2 separate regions of the Mus musculus genome follow, and region 2 is linked to region 1. The links are chromatin loops, found by intact Hi-C in ENCODE. Cell type or tissue: left cerebral cortex. All regions are shown on one strand. Links, peaks and the distances in the headings refer to the core of each region. The heading gives the core; the rest is flanking DNA. Region 1 overlaps Kcnt2 (potassium channel, subfamily T, member 2). Region 2 overlaps Kcnt2 (potassium channel, subfamily T, member 2).

Region 1 (13,263 bases), core at 1,651-9,650:
GTATAGCATTCTCTCAAAATATCTGCCTCTGCTTCTTTTATCAGAGCTTTTTGGGCTGGGCTGCCAGTATTGCAGATGGAATTGTTACAGATACTATGATGTCATCTGTCAAGGGAATATTTCTAGATAATGAGCAAGGGCAGTGCTAACCAATTTTATTAATGACAAACAGTGATGCTGCAGCAGATAGGAAACCCCACACCCAGGTTAAATCCGATTCCCATTAATGGTTATGTGATTTATGATCAACATTTATAACTAAAACACATCTACTGCAAATGAACTATGTTAGAGGAGCATGTGAGTTATGGCCTATAATGAGTAAAGATTTATTGCATCTCTTATTGGCTTTTCATCAGTAGCAATGACATTGTCTTATATATTACTGGGAAAGGGAAATCCATACTGCCATTTCTATTCTAAACTTGTTTGAACACTTCTCAAAGACAGGATGAAGGAAATCACACACGATTTGTTTTGCTATTAAAATGCTTGCTCAGAGGAAGTTGGAGTTAAAAAAAATTAGTATCAAAGGACAGTACTTCAATACCTGTAAATACTTGACTACCAAACATTGTAACACTGAGTAAATTGCTTCTTCAGGATGATCCAGTGGCTCCTTCTGATTCTTTCTAGAAAATGTGATTTTATATAAAACCCCAAATTTCCTTGTTATTGTGTAAGTTAACAATGAGTACAACATTGGTGAAATATAATTGAAAATAATACATGATTCTCTTCCGTCCCTCCCTCCCTCCCTCCTTCCGTCCATCCCTCCCTCCCTCCTTCCGTCCCTCCCTCCCTTCTTTCCTTCCTTCTTTCTGGTTAAATTCATTCCATTGTAACCAAGAAGTATGTATAAAAGACCTTCACATTGTATACAAACTCCTTTAAAGACTGTGAACAGCCACATGACAGCTGACAGATCACTACTAACCATTAACTTTTGGTTAATTTTGTTAGGTAGGAAATTAAAGCCCATTTGAAGCTAGAAAAGTCAGAGAGATAGAAGAAATATACTACATAAGCAGGACATGATGCAGAATCAGGCACACACATTCTTCCTTTGCCACCTGCATTCAAGTCTCTTGTCCCAGTCTGCATTTCATTTACACATCTATAGGCAAAATCTCATTCTAAAGACTGTCATAGGGATACCTGTATACTTCACATCTAGTGTTCCTACAAGTAAATGTAAGAAAGGAGAAGTGAAGAGAGATGTTTCTTCCGTTTAACAGCTGCGCTCTTCTTAGATCCTGGCTCTGAGTTTATTAGCAATGTGATCTCCGGCAATTGCCTGAAATTCCTGAGCCTGACCTGTCTCTTGGTTATGAGGAAAGTCATATGAGCTCAGAAAATTTCAACAGTGTCAAGTGAAAAACACATCTACTCCCATGTGGAAGGCATGTCATTACAACTACATGCTAAACTGGGTCCCTATGGTGTGATGAGCAATATATGAATATATTTTGAAGGTTGTCAATTCAAATGGTAATTAAATTGTTTGTTAAAATTAGCTTTTTGAGGCTTTTCCTTTAATTTTCATGTAAAGTTATGTATGTGCATAATTTGTACTTCTACATCACTATACTTTTATGAGTTTAGGAAGAAACTGTTGGATAAAGCAATCATTGAAGAATTAGGACTAGAGAAAAATACCCTTTTCAGTGGCATTTTCTGTACAAAACAAGTATGATTTTTTTGTTTTTAATGTACTGGTCACAGTGATAAACAAATTTACTTCCATGTTTTGTTTAATATATTTTTGTATTTATTAATACTTCTTGTGCTCTGGCAAGTTTGTTCTATAGTAAACTATTCAAACTAATTACAGTTTTCAAAATCGTAACTTTGTTTTTTTTTCTTATTTAAATTACTGCTTCTCCATAAGTAAGCATATATCTTTCACACACTTGAAATATGGGCTCCTTTTAAAGAGCACATGCTGATCTGCCAGCAGAATAATGCTTTCCTATTAATATTCAGCTCCATGGAAGTGATTCAAGCAGCTTTTAAACTACTTGAGACTTTAAAGATAATGGCCTCACTTTCAGAAAATTCATTTGATTATTAATATCATTCATTTTACATCACTCACATTTTCGAGTTATTGTAGCCCTGCATGAGTGAATAATTCACACTCATTTCAGTTGCTTCTGCCCAGTGTTTTAGTGTATGATCAACTTTTGTCTTTTCTTTCTTACATTTATGCTGTCAACAGCTGTCAAAAATGCTACATTCCTTTTTATTATAATGAAGATTGCTTACTGTTTCAAATGCCCTTTTTCTATTACAGTAAGGAGTTTGAGGCATATACTGGAGACTGAGCACTCCAAGCATGAACTAAAAGGCAAGGTACAGGCTATGATTTCTGTTGGCAATGTCCAAGTAGCAGAAAAGAGCATATCGGATTCAATTAACAGCAGCATACAGCAGGTCATGAGGTCATGATATGGAGGATTTTGCAGACACTCTCATGCTTTTTTTAAAGACAGTTACATTATGAGTTTATTGTCACACAATTTTTTCATCTTTTAAATATCCTGAGAGTGTACTTACACATACAAACACAACCGCATGCATAACCAGGCAGTATAATCTCTTGATATGCTTCTTGTCAAATGCAATGTTGTTTACTCATGGCTGTATATAAAATATGAGCATGTATCACACTCAGTTAAAAGGCTCACATGTAATCACATATATTCATATTGTAGTCACCAATGGCATAGTGAAACAAATATTTTACTTAACTCTGTAAAGTATTGTGTCTTTAATATGAGCATAACTGTTTTGCACTGTGCCTTGTCCGTCATGACCCTTTACCGCACTGATGTTAGAGGATGCAGTGGAACATTGTTGCCCCACTTGAAGCATTTATGGAAGTATGTCAAAGCTCTAAAATAGAATGCTAGTGAAAACACAATTGTTTGCTAGATCTCTATTTTACTTCTCATGGTAGGACTTGTCCCTTCCTTACTGCCTTCTACTCTCTTTCCTTTTTACCCTTTTTTCTTTTTCTTCTTCTTCCTCCCCATCCAGTTTCCCTCACACTGACTCTGAACTCCTCAGTTCCAGTGACCTTCCTTGTTTATGCCTACCTTCTTGTTTCTGTACTTGAGTCTATAGGGAAGATCACTTGCTAATGTTAATTCACTATTTTTTTTCCTTCTGGAGCTCTACTGATCCTCCTTCCTTTAGTCTTACTCCATGTGGCTTAGTGGCCACCTCCATCCAGTATTCACTCATGAACAACTGGAGATCAAAGATGTAATCAAGACGATGCTTTGCTTTAAAAAAATATCATTTAAAACAATGTATAAATTTACCTTTGGGCTGTGTGTATATGCGGTACAGGCAACTCCACTAATTCCTTTGTTTCAAATAAAATTACTTCAAGATAGCTCATTATGTAAGAAAATGTCACAAAATATCAAGTCTGAAATGAATTTAATTCTAAAAAAATGTAGATAATATATACTAAATCTATCTTTAAATATAACGTAAGGACTTATTTAATTGTTGAATAAATATTTATATCATATAAATTTTAACACACATTTTAGTAAAAATTATCCAAAATATAATAATTCTGAAAGTATCAGTAAACTATTTCTCTTATAGTACTTCCCCTAAACAGAAGCATTTATTTGTAATTCGTTGGTTGGGTTGTTGAGAATACTGAAGGAATTGTTCTTTGGAAATTCTAAATAAGCCCCAATATTACAGAATCTGCAAAAGAGGTATATGAATATGATGAAGATTTAGAAGATGTTGAAAATTATGAACTTCATATTTAACATTGTAAATATAAACATGACTGAAGTAAATTTTATATAGCAAAATTCACTATACCCACAGAAAACCAACTTGATTGAAGAGTTTGTAATAAGTGTGTCTGACCCTTCATTGGGTTCTGAAAACAGGCAAAACGAACAAAATCGACAGTTCTTGCCCTTATAATTTTAGACACAAATCCACCCATACTGGCAGCTTTGGAGAGGCACAGCAAGAAACATGCCCTCAAATCAACTCCTGATGAGGCCCAAAGTTGGATGTTATTAGTGATGAATTCCATCTGTTAGCTTCCTGTCTATTTCAGTCTCTTATTTCTCAATCTTTTTGTAAACCAATAAGCTACCTCTACTTTGTTCAAGAAAAGTATACACTTTCCATAATCAAATGACCAAATATCTAATTATGTATATATATGTATGTATGTATGTATGTATGTATGTATGTATGTATCTATCTATCTATCTATCTATCTATCTGAATTCACAGATAACCATATGTATCATATATATATATACATATTTATTTCCTATGATTTTTCTGTGTTCTATAGCTCATGGCATAGATTCTTAAGATCCACTTGAAGGATATGGATCAAAAATAAGGTACTTGTAATATTTGTACTATTTGAAAAGAACATGGAATACTGGACAAATATAAATTTGTGCTGTTTAAGTACATCACGGATGAGGAAGGTTCCAGTGACAAAAACAGATGCGAGCTGAAGGGAACAAGAAGGATTTGAAAAAAGTAGATGGACTCCTTGCTAGTTTAAGAGATGTCAGTTTTCTCTATGTTGGGCTGAATGACTTTTGTAGGGAATCTGTGTAATAATTCTGTAGTTGGAAATGAAGCTGTATGTTTATCTATAACAATTATCTATAACAGCAAATCAGAAGCTTGCAGTCTCCAATTTAAAAAAACAATACATGTTCTGGGTTTTGGAGGAAGATTTTTTGGGAATTTCTGTTTCTCTGCATAGATGATGCCAGATGGCAGTGTCCACAGATTGTCAGCTTTTCATGCTGACAGTTGTCAACTTTGGATGCTAATGGGGTGTTAGATGGAAGTACTACAGAGTAACTTTTAATTTCATCTATATTGTGAATATACACTGTACTCCAGGCACTGACCATGGACATATAAGCAGATTGCTTAGTATTTCTTTCATGGAGCTTACTGTTTAATGAGACCTTAAAAGCTACACAATGACAAATTTTGCTGTCGCTTAAACCAATTCTGAATCTGTATTGTATCCTAGATGCAATAAGGGAGCTGAGGGTAGGCAAGACTGAGCATAGAAAATGAGAGGATAGATTAGGGTGGCTCCCTCAGGGCAAAATATGGTGGATAGTTTTTTGTTGTTGTGGTTGTTTCTTTATAGAACTATCTTCCATGTCATTGATATCTCTCATAGTACAGATGAGATCTGGGTTTTTTTTTTTCAGTCAGCTCTAATCTATGGTTATGTCTAGCACTAAAAGATATTGTACATCACCATGATTTCTATGATGTGTACGCAGCGTTTTGCCATGAATTTTGTAGATTGATTACTTGGGTGAAGCTTCAGCTGGGTTCAATATTTTCACCTTTTCACTTACAGTTTAGCCTTTTCGTTGTCTTCTGTTGAAAGTAAATCTTTGCTTGAAGGCAAGTTGAAACATCTTTATGTCTCTGTTGCTGCTCTTTCTGAACCTTGTCAAAAAGCATTGATTTGGCTCTTTTGCTTGTCTGTGAAACAATGTTTACTACTCAAAGAACCTTTGAGGAGAATGCTCATTTGCGAAAGGAGAGTTGCCTGGATGATTTTTTTTGAAGCATATGGATGTACTTGACATCAGCTTACATAAGAAGCAACTTTCAGAAATGAAAACCAGGAATCTAGTTACGTTTGGATGTGTTGGCTTGAAAATGTCCACTAGAGAGCCAAGTAGAAAAATTGAGTAGGCAGTCGAATACATAAAATGGGAGGAGGGGCTGGGCTGGAAATAAACTGTGCAATCCGGGGTGTATCTAGGGAATACATTCTGAGTTTAACTATAAAAGGGAACTTATTTTTAGTAATAGAAGAGAAAGGATCAGCCCAGGATACTCAAGAGCAACCCAGTGGGTTTGAAAATGCCATGAAGATGGGAACAGTTTCAAGTCAAGTAAGGGATGTGGTTTGAGGATAAAGACATGATTTTTTTTTTTTTTTGTGACTATTGTTACTAAGACAAACAGGGAGAGATTGCAGCTCAGCCTTCTCTTTGGGGGAAGTACAATTGAATGGTAACTGTGATAACTGTGACTTCAGTAGAGATAGATGGGGCATAACAAACACTAATTTATGGAGGCATTATTCATGGAAGACACACTGCTAATAAGGGCTAGAGACTGAGTTGTGCTTGCTTCCCAGGGTCATTTTTTTAATGTTTTCTCTCTCCCTCTCCCTCTCCCTCTCCCTCTCCCCCTTCCTTCCTTCCTTCCTTCCTTCCTTCCTTCCTTCCTTCCTTTCTTTCTTTCTTTCTTTCTTTCTTTCTTTCTTTCTTTTCTTTGGTTTTGGTTTTTGGTTGTTTTTGTTTTTGTTTTTGTTTTGTTTTTGAGGTAGGGTTTCTCTGTTTAGTCTGGGCTGTCGTGGAGCTCACTCTGTGGGCCAGATTTTGAACTCAGAAATCTGCCCGCCTCTACTTCGCCAGTGCTGAGATTAAAAGCATGCACCATGCCTAGCTTGTCCTTGCTTTCTAATCCACATACTGAAACCCCAACCTCTTGTAACCTCAAAATGTAACTGTATTCAGATGCATTCCTTAAAAAGGTGGTCAAATTAAAATGAGGTTATAATCAAGATTATGGGAACCAGTGGGGAAAGCCAGTGTACCATCACTGTGGTTTTGCTCACTTCCTTCCTATGACTATCAGCAGGGAATTTAGCGCCTCTGTTTCAGGACAGCCATGGCATTCCACAGCTCAAGAAAATAGCTCCACTGTAGCATTTGTTTTTCTGTCTTGTCCTGTCCTGTTCTATCTGGTTCTGTCTTTAAAAGTGTCCTACAGAAAGACATGATTCAAAGTGTGTGTGTGTGTGTGTGTGTGTGTGTGTGTGTGTGTGTGTGTGTGTGTGTGTGTGTTTCTGAAGTGCTTATTCAATTTAATCAACTATTTCAGTTGTTTCTTTTTAGAGGCTGTGGCAGACACATTAGGTCTGTTACGTAAAACAGGTTTCTTATTTATATGTTCTTAATTCAGTGAAAACCTATAGTTTGCTCTTTTGCTAGGTCTGCTGAATTGTGGCCATGGCCATATCATAACCCAAGGAAATATATCTACAGCACATTTTTCTGTGAATTTATTATATTTTCTTTTCTTCCCCCTTCCTTTCTTCCTGTTCTGTTCTGTTCTGTTCTGTCCTGTCCTGTCCTGTCCTGTCCTGTCCTGTCCTGTCCTGTCCTGTCCTGTCCTGTTCTGTTCTGTTCTGTTCTGTTCTGTTCTGTTCTGTCTTGGTTTTGATCAGTTAGGTATCCTTGACATTATAGACAATTTATTGTGTAGTAATTGTAAGTATTCCTCGTTGAATTCTCTAGATGCAAATCTCATGCAGAGTGTGCATTGTAGGTTATCCTCTGAAGGTGTGACCAGCGAGTCTAGCTGTTTGCAGCTGAGGTGAGTCTGGAGTACCCAATAGATTGTCCCACTAATTTATCTATATCTCCATATAAATATTATCTGAAAAATTTTACAAATACCATTTGAAGTATGGTAACGAATCTTATAAATTATAAAACATGAGAGCATCAAACCTAAGTGTTAGACCTCCAGAGAACACTGGGCACTCACTAACGGAGCTGGATTCAGAGTTAGTTGTGAGTTTCCTGGCAGTACTTGGAACTGACTTGGTCTTCTTCAGGAGCCATATACTCTTAACTCTTAAGTCATTACTCTAGACCCACTCTTCCCCCTTTGAACCTTTTATTGTGTAAATAGGAAAATATTCTGTTCATGTCTTTTTCTGTCACCCAAACTTGTTGAATCCTTACTGTTTCATTTATAACCAAATTCCTGTGGGTGCTGAAAATTTTATTCATGAGCTTATATGGAAGTTTCATTTTATGAAGTGCTCTGCAATGCTACGTTATCATTTGTTTTAAGTATTAGAAGGCATGAAAGAAAACAAGTCTGAGTTTGAGCTAAAGTTGAGGTGCTGTCACAGGTTAATCCAAAGAAAATAGACAAATACACAACAAAATACCGTATCACAGGATATGAAACCAAAGCATCAAGGAACCATTCCATGGACCTAGCAACTTCCAGTTAACTCCAGGGTTAGAGTTCAGAGCTATTGGAGAAGGTGCTTACCAATGCAATGATATTATAAAAGGAAAGGAGATGCTTCAGGTAGGCAGCTAGAAAGGCAACTCCCAGGAAAACAAAATAAGGGGCTCCCTTATACAGGGAAAAGAGAATGCCATATATATCCATATCTAGGCCTGTGCAGAGAGTGGAGTGTAAGGAACAGGCTAAAAGGCATCAGGAAGAAAGCAAAATCAACTTAGAGAATATTAGGAAATGATTTGGTAACAAATTCCTTCATTTTCTGAAACACAATTATCTGAAAACATTCCAACAGTAGACTACATGGAGCAAGTAAGTATCTGACCTTATCTATAACCTCAGACTGAAGAATCACATGGTTATCTTACGTCCAGTTTTTAAGTGACTACAACTCCTTGGGGGCCAAGTCATGCAGAGAAGTCTTGCAGCTGCCAAAGTCTAAGACAGTTAAGGGCTCCAGTACTGCACCATACTGTTTATTGTACTGCTTAGTAAATTTCCCACACTCGTAGCAATGAAATTGGCGACCCATCCCAGGGACAGTTCAAAGTAAGCATAGTATATGCATTCCTTTGCCTTAAAACTTAGTTCCAGCAATTTCCTCCTTAGATTCCTCCCCAGATGCTATGCTGTTTTTTTCTTTCTCTTACCTTAAAAAAAATATAGTTTAACAGATGTGCATGTTTCCCAGAGTAATTTATTTGATTTTAAATGCTTTTGAACTTGTATCCTTTCTATAGCATCATGTTACAAAATGCCTTTTTTGTTGCATGCAGCTACACGCATTCATGTCTATTCCAATTTTCCATTGTATGATTGAGTTACCACTTCTCCGTTTCCATGTTTGGATATTTATGTCTATTTGTCTTTTTACTATCAATTAGTGCCTGTTAGAACATCATGTTCCCAGTTCAAACTACTGTGTAAGGTCTCCCTCTGCCACATTGCTGGGATTTAAATGGTTAGGTAGAACATGTTAGTTGACACCAGGTTATTTGTGGAAATGATTTCACTAACATATTCCTCATTGTCAAGTAGCAAGATCGCCTTTGTTTAGTGTGTGTGTGTAAAATGAAATGCCCAGAAAAATGTCACATTATATTAATATTCTACAAAGGTAGTGAATGAGTAGAGCTTTGTAAATGTGGAGAGTTGAAAAGGTGATAGACCAGAACCAAAATGATCACTTTAGTCCTCTAAACACCCATTCATTGTCTACCTCTGTGTCTGTTTGACCTAACATCTTCCAAGTATCAGATAAAACTCATGGAATTGTTTATGAAGCCAATCACAAGCATTTCCCTACACAGAAACTAGTGATATCATCTTGTAACATCTAAAACTTAGAGCAGAATTTCCCTACTTTCCTAGAAAGTGGCTATCTGTAGTCTCTACCAATACATTTGATGAATGCAGTGATTTATAGCTTTAATTATGTGCCTAATTTATCTCACTTAACTACTTCCACAGTAGAACAGTCATTAAGGCAACTTGAGTTTGTGTCCACGGGACATAGTTCACTCCCATTTGGCTAAGAAGCTGTCTTCCACCCTTGGAGATGAGTCCTTTGTTTTGTGTTGAGGGCTATTTACTTCAGGACCATATGTATAGATAATTTATTACTTCATTAAAATAATCTTGCTTGCATTTCTTCCTAAATTTTCCACACTTTTAGTTCCTACTCTAGTAAGGGACATTTTATAGTTTTTACTTGTGCTTATTCATTTTAATTATGTATTAAAATCACTTACATATTCTTATTTTGAACTATTAGCTATTTTTCCCTTTCTCAACAGAATTCTACTTAGAAAATGTTTAAAGTAGAAGAAACTCCCATCATGAAAGTACTTGATAGAAAATGGATTCCCAATAAAATGGAATTTTAGAGCAACAAAAGTCTAACTGGCCACAAAACAGAAATATCACCACTGACACTTTGAAATACATTTTAGAAGATGTTCTCAATCAAAATCATTGAGTCCTCCCCTGTGACCACTAGGCAACTCAGGCAGGATGAGTTCCTGGCATCTCTTATGTTCTTTTCTTTTTAACTGTCTTCTTTTGTGTAGCTTGTTCATGTTGTGTCCAACTTTAAAACCTAACTTTGAATTGAGAAGGTTTTCCTTTATTTTTGAGATTATAGCATGATGGCATCATGTCTATATCTCCTTTCCTAAATACAACCTACTCCTTCTGCATACTGTTGCTTGTCTGCATGTTTTCAGGACTCACCATTTGGTACTGGATAAGCAATGGTGTATTCTTCTTGGGGGAATACTATGTTTCCTGTTCTCAATTTTCCTTACTTTCCTATGGTTGTTTGTGTAGGGATGATGTCTTGTGGGCTTCTCATGTTCACGTTAACATGCTTATCACTGCTGTCCTTGTTTAAGCTTATGCTTAGTCAGTTATGTCAGTAAGACTTTGTGGGTTTGAAGGTTCTAACATCATGTTTGGTATCTTCCCTTTGCTGAAGTCAGAGATTGAGTCATTGGACTAAAACTTTACTCTTGAGTTGTCTGCAGTCATAACCCCTCTTTATTCTATAAGCACAGCTGTCTATGAAGGTGAGCTGCACAGTAGAACAGAAATAGTCATCTGAAAACCTTGATTCCCCAAACAGTAAGGCATTCTTTGGGATACCTACCAGGGCTTCAACCAGAACAGTGTTTAAGAGGACTATGTACAGACAACAACAGATTAATTACATTTGCTTCATGACCCTTGATCTAATTCTTCTTGTATTTAAAACCTAAATCTCTTTTCTGACCAAAGTTGACTTGGGGTCATTCGACCTCAAGTTCCTCCAGCCAATGTAGACACATTGAATAAGCTTCTCTTTACTTTTAATCATTATTAATCTCCTTAATTGACATAATGGTTGCAGGTGGCTGAGCTAAGCTTGGTAAGACAGCTGGAGCCTGGGCTGTTATCCTAAATGTCCAGTTATAGTTTAGGAAAAGGCATTTATTTATTTATTTATTTATCCATTCATCTATCTATTCATTTATATTTATTTATATAATTATTTATTTCCTTTTATTGTACAAATGTTATTTTAATCACTAAATCTGGATTTTTCTATGAACATCACACAGAAAATACAGAACAAAATTTTGCTGTACGCTTCCTCCACTGGGAGGACGAGCAGTACACTGAAGGATTGTATGTTCATCATGTTCTTATTATGTAGCTGTATAAGACCTATGCTTCGTTGCAGCTGCTCAGTATCTTGAAAGTATATCACACTGTTGTTCTGGGACCAGATCAAATTGATTATTGATTATGGATTATATTCCAGGGAAATCTGTATTGCAATCTAAGGAGGAAATTTTGTGAATTTCCATTCTTTTATCTCCTCATACCTTTGATCATGGCGGATGAGGAGGCATGATGTCTTATTCTCTAAGATTTACAAGATATGTCTTGGGACCTACTTCTAAATTCTCCATCTTTTGTTTTCCATGTTAGATTAAATCAAATTGAAGTTGTTCAAATGTGATTATTTTGATTAAAATGGAGAAGTTCAGAGTGTAGGTCCATCAAATGAAGTCTGTAAATGGTGACATGTCAAACACAAGTCTTGTCTGATGAATTGATGAGGTTTTTGCTGGGGAAACTATGCACTTAGGTAAGTGCAAGTAATTCAAGAAATCTCAGTACTTCCAAGTGTTGCATATCAGTGGAGCTCTTGGTCTCTCATCAAGCCATACCTGTATTGGAAGTCATTTTCTAACTGACAAGCAGTTCAGAATTTCTTCCTTTAACACAACAACTTACAGTATCAGAATCCACACAAATCGACTTGACAGAATGATTTATCTACTTCAGCACAAAGCAAAAGCAGTAGAAATGGTACCTTGAATTTAAACTTTTTTCTTTTCCTTTGCTAGCAGTATGTATTAAGGTGTTTTCTTGTGATTCAGCAATGTAAAAGCAACTCCTGAAAGAAACATGACAAACATTCGACAATACCCCACAGTGCACTGTATACAGTGTTTTAGATTCACTTTTCAATGTGAATGAATTGTGGGGTAGAACTTCAATCCCCTGTTAGTCTTCACCTGAACATCTTTTCCCAAATTCATTTGCTGTTTTTTGGTTTATCTCTTCTTTTTATAAAGACACTACTCGTACTAGATCAATGGCCCTTTCTAGTCCAGAATCATTTTACCCTAATTTCACCAAATACATCTGCAACAATTCTCTAAAGGACTGGGAACAGGGTGATCAGTGTATCTTTTGTTGGCAGAGGTATCACAATTTAATTCAGAAACATGTTTAGAAAATGAATAGAGGTAAATGTAGATTAGGTAAGTCTGTTGGGAAAGGTGACATTTTCATAAGCCTAAACTTAATTTAGTGTTTTCTGTGATGAGCCGAGGGAGAACATTTTGCTACAAATATTGAATATTTGCTCCTTAGAAGATAAAGACCAGGTGTAGTGTTATAATAGTTCAACAACCCAAAAAACAAATAAAACAAAACAAACAAAAACAAAAACAAAAAAACAAAAAAACCACCACCAACAACAAAAAACAAACAGAAAACAAAACCACATCAATGAAAAGTTCTTAGAATAGATATCTGCACTGGGAGCTATATACCTCATTGTTATGTACACAGATTAACTTTGTGTATAAAATTCCTTTTAAGTAAATTGATATTGGGTCTAAAATGCATCTATAGATCCTGTCTATTACAACCAAAGGATTCAGAGAGTAGTCCCAAGGTATTTGTTTCCTGGGAGTACAATAATGAAGATGTTACTCAAGGAGTACTACATACAGAATGTCAAGCAAGTAGCATCAGGTAGACAAAGAGGCAGAATCCTCTTTGATACTGATGTTTATCTGGCCTGCAATTTATGGGAACATGTCTGATTTGGTATTTTGGATAGATTTCAAGGCATCACAATTGAAAGTACCAAAATGCTATTGACTTTCTTCTGTATATATAAATGTAGTCTGTTACTTCTTTAAACATTGTCAATGTTTGTTCTCCTCCCCGTCTTGCCTAAGTGATATTTGAAGAGATCTTCAATAATATTACTTTCTGTAGATGAAGTTACTTCCTCCCACAAATTTAACACATGGATTTACTATTGATTTTGATAACTGCTTATTTTCTTTTGAGTATATAGCATATAAGTCTTAA
Region 2 (13,263 bases), core at 1,655-9,654, 150 kb after region 1:
GGGAGGAGAAGCCATTGGTCCTGTGAAGGCTTGATGCCCCAGTGTAGGGGAACACCAGGGCAGGGAAGTAGAAGCGGTAACACTCTCATAGAAGCAGGAGGAGGAGGTCAGGATAGGGGGTTTGCGGAGGGGAAACTGGGAAAGAGGATAGCATTTGAAATGTAAATAAGTAAAATATTCACAAAAAGCAAATAGATTCAGAATGAATAAATTCTTTTCCCTGGACTTTATGGTAGATAGGAGTCACTAATATAAAATAGTCAATGCCCAATGGTATTTTAAAGGAGACTTCACTATCTTTTCTCTAATTGCATTGTGGTTCTGCTTAGATGATAAAGATTCCCTCAGGGGCAATTTTCACAAATTCTTAATAGAAATATTTCCATTCTGCACAGTTCCGTGTGTTTCATCTCTGCAGTGGAAGGAGGGAAAGAGAACATGAGTGGAATAATTTGTTTTCAAGTTGTATTCTAGTTTGGTCCAATTAAAGTAGAGAAAAATCTTTTGAACCTAGTAATGTTTAAAGTTGAACATTTTGATACAGTCATATTGTCTGTAATCAGCATTTCTTTAATTGTAGCAAACTACACAGAATTATTAAAAATTCCCTGCACCCTTTCAGCCCTGACCAGCCATCTAACTTAGCTCTGTTTCTGCTGGTTTGCCAGTGCTAGATATTCCCATGTGCCATGTGTTGCTGGACCAGGTTAGATAATTTTTGAGTGACATTTTCAAAGTCTAACTATACTATGACACACAATGAATGGTATTCTTAGATTTAAGATGATGCCAGAACAGAAGTGTCCATCTTTCATTTTTCTGTTTAACCTAGGATCAGCATACAGGTTGTTGCTAATACAATGAAAGACTCTGGTGTTGTCTCTATATTATGCCTTTATTAATTTGGAGTTTGTTAAATCTAAGAGTAGAATTACTAGATCATATGGTCACTCACTATGTGAATAAGTTTTTGGATGCTCTTAGAATATTTATAAATAAATTATTATATTTTGAGTTTTCCTAGCTCTGTATCAGGGTTCCAATTTGATCACAGTTTCATCAGTACTCAATCTTCCCTTTTGCTTCCAACTATCATATTTGGGTGTGAAGATGCCTCATTGCATATTTGGATTGCATTTACTCATGGATAATTATATACAACATAATACTGTATCCTTTTAGTGTGTAATGAAACTGCATATGTCCTTGAGGAAAGAATTTATGCATAATGGACACATTACTATAAGAGAAATATTGAAGATAAATAGAATATGGAAAACATCTTAAATTTTGCTTAGAAACACTTAGTGCATTAATTAAACTTGTCAGTATGGTGCAGGTTTGTATTGTATCATATTGTACTGTGGGTTGTCAGGCTTAGAAACAATTGCCTACACCCACTAAAGCATCTTTCTGTCCGCTGTAGCTGACACTTTCCTGAATATTATTAGTTTATGTGTTTAAAACAAATGGAAGCACTGATATAAGAACATTACATCTTAGTTTGTTAATAATTATACACTTATTAAAATAAATACATAGTTACCAAAGGAACACATTTAAAAATCTGGAGGAAAGATATCTATCATCCTGGAAGAATGAAAAATACTATGTTAAAAGTTTGTTTTTAACCTCTTTTCTTGTCTTGTTACTTGATGTAATTTAGGATTGCCCCAAAAAAGAAAAGCTTCAAAATTAGCATAGGCAGTTCCACATACTATTCGCAGTGCTGTAAGTCACACTTTTTGTATCTGTAGTGTACTTCTGAAATAAGGGCATAGCATTGGTATAATGACGTCATCCAAGTTATCTGCCCTATTTGAATTGTCTACTAACATTATCTTCTTTTGTCCTATCAAAATATTCTGTTGTATTTTATATATTTATGTCTTTCTTCTCATATTCTTCTAAAATGTGACACTTCCTATGAGTATAATCCCATGATTTTTATGAAGAAAGAAAGATAGATAGATAGATAGGTAGATAGATAGATAGATAGATAGATAGATAGATAGATAGATAGATAGATAGATGTATGTTAGAATATATAATATGGAATTTTCACAGTGTTTCAAGAGAACCCAGAAGCAAATGACATCCTTCTAGGAACGATTTTAGCCTTCTTCAGTATTGTTCTGATACAAAGTGAATGGATATTGGGGCTTTTTTTTAAGTTCTTTATTCATTTTGCATCTCGATCACTGCCCTCCTCCTGATTCCCCCTCACATAGACCCTCCCCCTGCTCTCCTCGCCTACTTCTGTGAGAAGGTGGGGCACTGCCTATAGGTATCACTCAACCATGGAGCTTGAAGTCTCTGGAAAGTTAGGCTCATCTTCTCCCACTGAGGCCAGACTAGCACGTGCTGCAGTTGCTGGGGGCCTTGTTTCATCCGGTATATGCGCTATGGTTGGTGGCTCAGTCAGTGAGAGCTCCCAAGGGTCCAGGTTAATTGATTCTGGTGGTCTTCCTGTGGAGTTGTTATCCACTTTGGGACCTTCTTTCCTTACCTCTTCCAAAAGAGTCATCAAGGTCCATCCAATGTTTGGCTGTAAGTCTCAGCTTCTATTTCAGTCACCTGCTGGGAAGATCCTCTTGGAAGACAGTTATACTAGATTCCTATCTATCTGCATGAATAAGAGAGTATCATTAATAGTGCCAGCGATTGGTGCTAGCTCATGGGATAGGTCTCAAGTTTAGCTGGTCATTGGCTGGCCATTCCCTCAGTGTTTGCTCCATCTTTGTCTCTGCATTTCTTGTAGACAGGATAGAATTTGTACTCAAAAATTTTGTCGGTGAGTTGGTGTCCTTATCCCTCCACTGAAGATCCTGCCTGGATACAGGAGATAGCCTCTTCAGGTTCCATATTCCCATTTCTATGAGTCTTTCCATCCCAGCTTTATAGCACATCCTAGAAATGTCCCACACTACCCAACCCCCCACCAGCTTCATATTTGCGTTCATTCTCTTGGTTCTCTGGTTATCTCTTCTGTCTCTCCCCACAGCTGACCCTGAACACCTCCTCATTCCCTTTCCCATCCCCCCACACCCACTACCCTCCCTTCTATGATTACTGTATCCCCCTTCTAAGTGAGATTCAAGCATCCTTGCTTGGGCCTTCCTTCTTGTTTATCTGCTTTGGATCTGCTGAGTGTATCATGGGTATCCTGCAGTTTATGCTTAATATGGGGATATCTTAATTAAGGAGTGTTGTAGGAAAAATAGAACGAAAGCCTAGTAACTCTGATGGCAGAAAACAAGGACTTGTGTTGTGTAAATACCAAGAAAATGGCACAAGGTCCAAATTAATAGCTTCCCTGATGGTGCTAAAAATTAAGTAACAAAATTATTTTAACCTGTGAAATAAAATAAATACCAGGAATCCACATGGAAACATAAAAAAGTTAATGGATAAAGGAAACTTAAAACTTTCTTCTCTCTTTTTTTTTTTTTAGATATTTTCTTTATTTACATTTCAAATGTTATGTCCTTTCCTGGTCTCCTATCCAAAAACTCCCTATCCCATCCTCCCACCCTTGCTCACCAACCCAACAACTCCTGCTTCCCTGTCCTCGCATTCTTCTACGCTTGGGCATCAAGCCTTCTCAGGACCAAGGGCTTCTCCTCCCATTGATAAACATCAAAGCCATTCTCTGCTAAATATGTAGCTGAAGCCCCGGGTCCCTCCATGTATATGCTAGTTGGTGGTTTAGTCACTGGGAGCTCTGGAATACTGGTTGGTTCATACTCTTGTTCCTCCTATGGGGCTGCGAGCCCCTTCAGTTCCTTCGGTCCTTTCTCTAGCTCCTCCATTGGGAATGACACCCTTTACAATAGTCACAAACAATATAGACTATCTTGGTGTGACTCTAACCAAACAAGTGAAAGATCTGAATGACAATAACTTCAAGTCTCTGAAAAAGTAAAACTCTCTTTCTAAAAATCTCCAATACTAAATCTAGAAGTCATGAAACTACAATAAGAAAATATATAAATATTGCTCTTCTGCCAATCAGTGCTAATGAGAGTGGGTAAAAAACTAGAGGAGAAACAGAACTGCATTCTTGACATACCTTTCCCAGATATTTATTAGCTGCAATTTAAAACTTGTAACTTTACAAGAAAACCCTGACAAACATACCCTAAGCTAGGAAATGCTAGAAATAGCCTCAAGGAAAATACCTAAAATATATCACAGACGTTCACAGAATGCATGAAGGACCCATCTTAGTTTCTTTAATTTTTCTGCAAGCATTTTCCTATTATGAATAAACAGAAAAAAAGATACATAGAAAGTATGAGCAGAATCCCATGTTTATAGACTTTAAAAATGTCACAGTAGTAGAAAAAAAGAAAGGGTGGTTATATTTCATCACCTGGTGCAGGTTAACTTGGAAGGGTTTTAAAGGTTTACAATCTGTGTGGTCGGGGAGAGTTCACTCAGAAAAATCTTTAAGAAAGCATTCATTTGTAGAAAATATACACTAAGGCAAATGGTGGCAAAGATGCTTGCTATGCCCTAGTGCTCGGAGACTTTGTGCTACATGGGGCAGAGCCTGCCCCTTTTCTCTACTTAGGAAGTAGGTTAATGACCTCAAGTGAGACATTAGCCATAAGCCAATCCCTGGGCATATTACCCAAGCACCCACACATTCACTATGTTCAAACACCCATGAGAAAAAAAAAAGGAGAATCCAGTGTTTTGGCTCCAGGAAAAGGCCCAAGGAAACCCACCAGGGAGTGAAGAAAAGAAAGAGGGAAATGAGAAATGTAGACGATGAGTGAGCAGCTTTATCTTTCCCTGAGCTTGTTGCAGAGAGCCCAGGGAATCAGCTGCCATGTGGGTGGAAGAGAAAGTTTCTCAAAAGTAATAGGGATTATAATTACCATCCTGGCTGCCAGAAAGGAAAGGAGGAAAAGGGTGGGAGATAATGCTCACAGGGACTATTTTTAGCTCCATAGGAAGGTTCACACTCAAAACTGTGACAGAAGACTACATTTTGAAATCTGGAAAATCTAGTTCACTGTTTAGAATAGCGTGCCAGTGACTGCAAGGGGTACTGTGACTTAACTTTAAAAGTCTCATTCTCTCTCTCTCTCTCTCTCTCTCTCTCTCTCTCTCTCTTTCTCTCTTTCTCTCTCTCTCTTTCTCTCACACACACATACATAGACTCTCACTCTGCCTATCTCTGTCTCTATCTCTTTGACACACACACACACACACACAAACACACACACACACACTCACATAGACATAACAAGTTTTGAATATGTTAGCTAATCTAAATCAGCATATACAAGTTGAACTTTATTTACTAGCTATGTGCCTAAGCTGCAAGAGTCACTGCTCAGCATGCATGGACAACTGGGCTCTATCCACTGCACATCACATTACAAATGAACAGGTCTTTTATTGGTGCACATCTATAATCCCAATATTTGTGTGGTAGATGTAGGAAGATCAATTGTTTAAGGCCATCTGTAGCTACATAAGTTTGAATCTAGCCTTGGCAACATGAGGTCTTTTTTTTTTTTTCAAAATAATGATGTGACATATCTTTAAAAATGATCTGATTCTCTAATCCCACCCATATATTTTGATGTGATTTTCTGAGGGTTCCATCATGTATCTTTCTTCCTATGACTTTGCTTCACATCACTTCCAGCATGCTGAACTTCAGCTGCAACAAAGTGAAGAAATATCCCTTTTCAATGACTATGACTTATGATTAATTATCCACTGCTTCATTTTGACCCCCTGTCCAACTCAGATAGAGTGTAGTTTTCCAGTACTCAACAGGAGCTCAGTGGCTAACACTTACTATTAGACCCAGTTTTATACTTAGAACCCCACAGAACTTGTTAATGACCTAAATGGGCTCTACCTGCTTATTCAACTTCGACAGCCTGTTCTGTTGGATGACATTTAGGCCATAAACATATTCTCATTTACAGGTTCAGGAGAATTTATAGGTAATTTTGGTATCAAACTTTCTGTCTCTCTGTCTCTCTCTTTCATTCCTCTTCTTGTGTGTTCAGTGTCTCTCTCTCTGTTTCTCTCTGTCTCTGTCTCTCTTTGTCTCTCTGTCCCTCTGTCTCTCTGTCTCTCTGTCTCTGTCTCTGTCTCTGTCTCTGTCTCTGTCTCTCTCTCTCTCTCTCTCTCTCTCTCTCTCTGTGTGTGTGTGTGTATGTATGTATGTATGTATTGTGACCATCACTGGCCACTAAAAATAATAACAAAACATGTTATTCAAGTAATACAAACGCCTGGAGACTGTAAATAGAGGAAATTCATTTATTTAAAGTTCTTGAAGCCAGAAGGCCAATCAGTGCTCCGTCTCCTTGATTGCCTTTTTCTAGCTCCTCAGATGGTGTCTCCTCAATGAGCCCACACCTCTGCTGTTTTTTGTGTGCCCACATTTCACCTTCTTCTAAGAACACATGTCAACTTGGATTAGGACTCCTTGCAACAGTCCCAGTTTATTGAAAACACCTCCTCAAAGGCTTGATTGCCAAATGCAGCCATGTCCCAAGCTACTAGGAATCAAGCTTGGACATGTGGATTGAAGGGAGTGCACTGTTTGGCTCCTAACATGGTCAGGGGGTGTGAGTGTGGTGGGTTCTTTGGGATTCCATCCACAAACTGTTCTTGTTTTCTGGGGTGTATCCAGTTCCAAACACTCCCACAGAAATGTGATCCTTTGATCACAAAAGTTAAGAAACACAATAGTTTCTGTTTGTGCCTGGTGGGTTTTTTTATCCATTTCTTTCATAACATAAAGAAGTATTCAGTTGTGGTGGTACATACCTGCAATCCTGATGCTTGCAGGCATAGGCAGGGTGATCTGGAACAGGAAGGAACAATCCATATTACTGGGAATGCTAAATATATCCTGCGCTAAAAAAGGCTCTGTCTCAAAACCAACAAATAAAAACAACTATAATAAGAACTTCAAGAGTGGAACTCTAAATGAAGAAAGGGGAAGTGATGTGTTCTTTAAACATGCTGAAAATTTCTTTTATATGGGCTAATGTATAATGAGAGTTTGCACAGAATGGCATTTTATTTTAGGTCTCTCTCAGTCCACGTGTTTACTTGAGATTTTCTTAAGTACACTAATAAAGAATTAACTGGAGGCCTCCTGTGGAACACATTTTGAGAAATCTGTGTAGAGTAGTGGCCTTGCAGTCCTCTGCTTGGGGAGCCTCTAATAGCTTAACATTCATCGTCAAATGAGATTGAAACATTTCCATTTTATGTCTTTATGGCATTCTGTGCATGAGTCCTGGCTTATTTTTACCTCCTTATCTCCCATGGTTCTCTTGTGTATAGCACTTTCTCCAAATAACATATACTAAATATACTTTGTAGTTTCCGCCTTCTGTATCTTTTTTAAATGTGGTTCCCTATGCCTTAAATTCACTCTTTCTCCCTTCCTGGAAGATTTTGTTATATCAAAGGTTCTTTCTCCTTATGGATGTTTCTAAACTTTCTAATTTGATGTGATTTATTCTCTTTAAACTTGCAATGAATTTTGTTATGTTTGACCAATATATATGTATTATGCCCTTGTGCACAGGTCTTTATGTTCCTGCCTCCTTGATTATAAAATAATTCAAATAGAGGTTTTTACTTAGACATTTTATATCTCTGGAAAGTTCTTTTGTACAACATAAGTGTTCATTAGGCATTAATTGAATGAGTGCCATAAAGAATATGCTTAATTAGTCCTCTGAATCCTGGTATTTTGTGAACCTTACACATTTAATTTACTCCTTCCCCAGACTTTGTTGAAAATGACCAAGAAATAATTAAACACGTTTCATGATCAAAATGATAAGAGATGAGAGCTTTTCTTGGTTTTTTGAGAGGTGAAAGTAAGCAATGTCGAGGAAAGCAACTGCCATGGTATTTCAGATGATGCCAAAATAGGAGGAGCCAAGGCCCAGGAGGCTCTGGTATTGTAGATTCCTAGAAAAGGAAAATAGTAACCTCATTCTGTAGAAAGACCAAAGAAAGAGTCATTCCTCTTCTTCATCAGTTTCCTACACGCCCATAACTTTAAAATTATTTTAAATTAGAAGTGTATCGGTGGAAATAAGATGATAAGATTTTTCTTAGTATAGCTTTGATTTTTGGTGTACAGATGTGTGTGTATGAGTGTGTGTTTATTTGTGTGTGGGTGTGTGTATGAGTGTGTGTATATGTAATATGGGTAGCCTGTCTATTCATCTTCCTCATCATCTTGTTCATCATCATCACCATCATCATCTATTGCTCTTCCTCTATGCATGGAGAGGGCACAGATCAATGGCAGGTGACCTTCTCTAGTCCTCTACCTCTTTTTTAATGTTTACTTTATGTCTTTAAATCCAATTTTGAAATGTTTTACATGACAAAAAATAATTAATTGATATGGCCAAATTAAAAATACTCATCTGTTAAATGGTTATAAATGTTTTTACCTGAAAGTCCAAAAATTAAAACAATAACAAATCTAAATGATAATATAAATATTTTTATATTCATTGCTTTCTACAAGGATTCATTAATAATTCCAATAGTTATGTATCAGACCACTCTGAATTTGTATCAGTTTTGTGCCATAAAAAGAGATTCTCTATCTGAACCATGAAAAGAGACTAAGGGAAAAACATTATAATTTACTTAAATAAGTTTAGCAAATAGTGAGTTATGGACAGAATTCAGAAAATATTTTCCAAATTATTCTCTATATTTCCTACTATAGGGTGAATATTGATGGTAACCAGTCAGGATCCCATGCAAGGGAGTGGACAGTGATTCTTGACTCTTCCAATTTTTCATAGATTTATATTCATGTGATTTGAACATTAATAACTTATTTGTTAATACTAAGCCCAGTGTTTTCTACAGCCTAAGTTATCAGCTGAGCCTCTCCATGATGCCCTCATGCTCAGACAGCGACCACCTTACCCACTGTGACCTTCTAACCTCTAAAATAAGTATCTTACTTATTTATTTTCAATGTCTGGCATATATTTTCTGCAAAGCAATGTTGGATTGGCTCTTGACCCTCAATAATGAGAATACATGTTCCCTTCTGTTTCAGTGTGAACTGAAACCAGCCATTTTAAAGATGCTCTTCAAAGAAAAATGGATACTTTATTATCTCAATATCCAATTCTACAAATTCTAAAATGCATTTTTTTATTTGCTGAATAACATCATATTGGATATAGTTCTGCTGGTGTACTGGTTTAGGACAGTGACCTTTACTTGAATGAAGATTATGTATGAAAATAGGCTAGACTTGGTGTTTTTCATAGTCACAGTTAAAATTTAAAAACTAGTTCAAAATTATTATTAAAAATTAAAATGAAAATCATACATATGTATAGATTTATATATTAAAAATAATATTATAATAAATGAAAACAAAATTACATGTAAAAGTACATTAAGATATTTAGTGTTGCTTCAAAAATTTAGAAATTCAAGTAATGTAGAAAGATATTAAAGATTTATATAGCCATGTGAATGGTTGTTTAAATATATAAAATGCTGTGGCTATTTTTGACACAATTGGTTTTAATTTTTAGAATATGTAACAAAAATTCTTCCTGATAAGATGTATGAAAATGAATTTTTATATATTCCTCTTAGAGAGAAAAATATCATAACAAATAAATCCTGAAATTAAAAGAGCTCAAAATGAATATAATTCTTACTATCAGGATGATTGAAAACTAAAAGTTGTAAAAGAGAATGTGTGAAGATTTGTTGAAATTAGAGATGTTATTGCTAAACTTTTCTGAAGTATTTAATATTATAAAAGCTTATGTTTTAGGTTAGGATTTTAAATACAAGTTCAGAGAAATTATACATGAGGACCTAACTGCATAGAAGATTAAAAACTTGAATATAAGAAATTTTGAGACAAAAAAAAAAGATTTTTAAATTGACATGGTGTCTTAGGGTTTTACTGTTGTGAACAGACACCATGATCAAGGCAAGTGAGTGAGGTAACCCAATCACAAAGGAACTCTCACAATATGTACTCACTGATAAGTGGATATTAGCCCAGAAACTTAGGATACCCAAGATATAAGATACAATTTGCTAAACACATTAAACTCAAGAGAACGAAGACCAAAGTGTGGACACTTTGCCCCTTCTTAGAATAGGAAACAAAACACCCATGGAAGGAATTACAGAGACAAAATTTGGAAGTGTGACGAAAGGATGGACCATCTAGTGATTGCCATATCCAGAGATCCATCCCATGATCCAAACGCTGACACCATTGCATACACTAGCAAGATTTTGCTGAAAGGACCCAGATATAGCTGTCTCCTGTGAGACTATGCCGGGGCCTAGCAAACACAGAAGTGGACGCTCACAGTCAGCTATTGAATGGATCACAGGGCCCCCAATGGAGGAGCTAGAGAAAGCACCCAAGGAACTAAAGGGAACTGCAACCCTATAGGTGGAACAACATTATGAACTAACCAGTACCCCGGAGCTCTTGACCTTAGCTGCATATGTATCAAAAGATGGCCTAGTCAGCCATCACTGGAAAGAGAGGCCCATTGGACTTGCAAACTTTACATGCCCCAGTACAGGGGAACGCCAGGGCCCAAAAGGGGGAGTGGGTGGGTAGGGGAGTGTGGGGGGTGGGTATGGGGGACTTTTGGTATAGCATTGGAAATGTAAATGAGCTAAATACCTAATAAAAAATGGGAAAAAAAAACATTTAATGAGGATGGCTAACAGGTTCAGAGGTTCTGTCCATTATCATCAAGGTGGGAGCATGGCAGCATCCAGGCAGGCATGGCACAGGCAGAGCTGAGAGTTCTATGTCTTCATCCAAAGGTTGCTAGTGGAAGACTGACTTCCAGGCAACTAGGGTGAGAATCTTATGCCCACACCCACAGTGACACACCTACTCCAACAAGGTCACACTTCCAAATCGTACCACTACCTGGTCCAAGAATATACAAACCATCACAAGTGGTCTGATTAAATGCAGATTATAAATAGGAGAAACTTCTCCCAGGAAAAAAAAGTACTTTCAAGTTTTAGAACAGTCCCGGTAGAGAAAACTTCTTAGGAAAATATCACATGTTCTTTCTCCTATAAGAACCTAGCCTTAAAAACAACTTGGGATGTAAACAGTGGAGAGCTAGCTGGGAAATGTGAGAACAGGATACTGGGGAAGGAAGGAAGTTAAAAAGTAACTAAATTAGTAGTCACTGACACAATCCCATTACCAAGGGCACAGGTCTGTTAATTTGTTAATTCTTTGGTGGCTACAGTTTTTTCCTTTATTTTAATTTTTTAAAGTTTGTCCTTTAACTCTATATTCAACGCATGACAGTTTAAACAACAGCCTTCAGTTTCCTTTTAATTCACTAACCATGCTTTGTGAATGAAAGAGATGCAGAAACCTATAAATTGTTTCTAGAGTATTGTGTTCTGAAATAACTTTTTTTCATCTCCTATCTCACAAAGGCAGTGCTCTGATTTGTGGATATCATGATACAGCACAGACTCTCAGCATTTTTAAACTTTTGAGGGTGCTGGGAATTAAATCCAGGACCTCACACATTCTTGGCAACCACTTTACCACTGAACCAACCCTTTATGTGGGCTTAGAACATGGTATAAATTTCGGTTAATGAACTTAATTTTGTCAATAAATTTATGGTAAGATGATTTTTTTTTCAAAATAAAGAACAAATTCAGTGACAACAGGAAGAGGCAGCAAAAAGTCTTCCAAGATACAAATATTTTTTAAAAGGGCAAGCACTATTAATCTTAAATAGCCAGAATAGGAAATTCCCAAGATTCCTTTATTCCTAAATATCATGTTAATGGTTGTTGGATGTAATTTTGCTGTAGAATTCATTATAGTGTGCTAATTTGAAGGTACAGACACAACAGTGGAACATCCGTATTACAGTCACTGAAGTGCTCAAACAGAACCTAAACAGTAGGTATATTGTAAGAGCACAGCTATACTCTGAGACAGTACAAAGTTCATTTTGACTCCAAATGTATATTGATTCTGAAGTACAGATTTAACATATGAGACATGAGAAAATGATGGTTGTAAGCTGTGATGTACAGTTTTACTAGTACAAATTAATTTCTTTCCTTCACATGACAGTTCTAAAACTATAAAAATCTTCTACCCAAATGATCAGGATTTATTTATTTTATTTTCTCAATAATTGATGGGAATTAAGTCAGTGTCTCGAAACACCCACATTTAAGATACCATGTGACAAATCAACTTTAAGGTTGGTGAATTTTAGCCAACCTATCAATTGTGAACATTCAACTTTTGATCACTTTAACTTCTTATTGAGCTTGATCCCTTTAATTATGTTTTCTGCTAGTGTGTATAGCCTTTCTCAATTCACTCCAATTTAGGCAATTGAATCACATATGCAGTAAATACCAAATATCTTTTCAGTTCCATCTAGTGGATAGAAAATCAATTATCATTTTTAATATAGTCTCTGCTACATTTTTGGTCTTAGAATGCAGATTTTTGTTTTTGTGTGTGATAATGTAAATAGCTGAAATCCTGCTTTCAAGCAGAAGTGCATAAACATATCCTCCTATAGTGAGCTGTATGATCCTATTTGTTCCTGTAGAAGTCTCACCTCTTTCAAGATAGAACACTATACATGTAGTCAAGTCTGTCTGAGAACTAGTGTTATGTAACTCTTCTATTCTCCACTCACCTCAGATAGGAAACTGAAACAAAGTAAGAATGCCACCAAATTCAAATTTGCTTTAAAAAAAAACAAAAACCTTTTGTTAGAGTTATAGGAGTGTGGGTGAGGGGATACTGATACAAGCAAAAATGACTCAAAGACAGATGCATCACTGAAAGCCCTGAAGCAGGATTGACAGCTCACAACACCTGGCAAAACAATGCACAGCACAGACTGCAAAATTCTCAACAAGCTTTGTGTGTCATTTCTTGGTGCCATATTTGGCCTGAGCTGCTTCCAGGATCAGGACGCTTCTTCTTCTTCTTTTTTTTTTTTCCTTCAGGCAGAAGGCATTAGTGATCTTTGTCAGTTTCAGGGACTTCTGGAAACCTTTGGGTTGCTTACTTCCTGATATCAATGAGATTTCTTCAAGATGAAATGTTTTGTCCCCTCCTAGAATATGCTGTGTCTTTATTAAGATTATCTCTAAGATGAAGGTTTATCACTGAGGAACTTTCTAGAAACCTACTATCAAGAATGAATCCATATCTAAAGA

What was found. A loop is a pair of places that touch in the nucleus more often than their neighbours do. Peaks named below come from ENCODE experiments on the same cell type or tissue, not always from the same donor. Only the 100,000 strongest peaks of a DNase experiment are listed, where the experiment ranks them.
Region 2: a loop joins it to region 1, with 12 times the contacts of the local background. A loop is called at or near these places in 3 of 42 quality-filtered maps.

The regions. Positions count from the first base shown.
Region 1 is chr1:140,333,815-140,347,077 of GRCm38, forward strand. The region is part of intron 1 of Kcnt2 (potassium channel, subfamily T, member 2); the gene reads left to right. Among named protein-coding and RNA genes, the nearest start is that of Kcnt2, 95 kb to the left of the region's middle. In left cerebral cortex, for the core only: a CTCF peak has its summit at 5,714; DNase peaks (open chromatin) are centred at 4,853 and 5,752; H3K27ac peaks cover 1,074 bases.
Region 2 is chr1:140,485,128-140,498,390 of GRCm38, forward strand. All of the region lies in intron 14 of Kcnt2 (potassium channel, subfamily T, member 2), which reads left to right. Among named protein-coding and RNA genes, the nearest start is that of 4930590L20Rik, 160 kb to the right of the region's middle. In left cerebral cortex, for the core only: no CTCF peak of the experiment used is centred there; DNase peaks (open chromatin) are centred at 4,881, 5,303, 6,444, 7,270 and 1 more place; H3K27ac peaks cover 2,773 bases.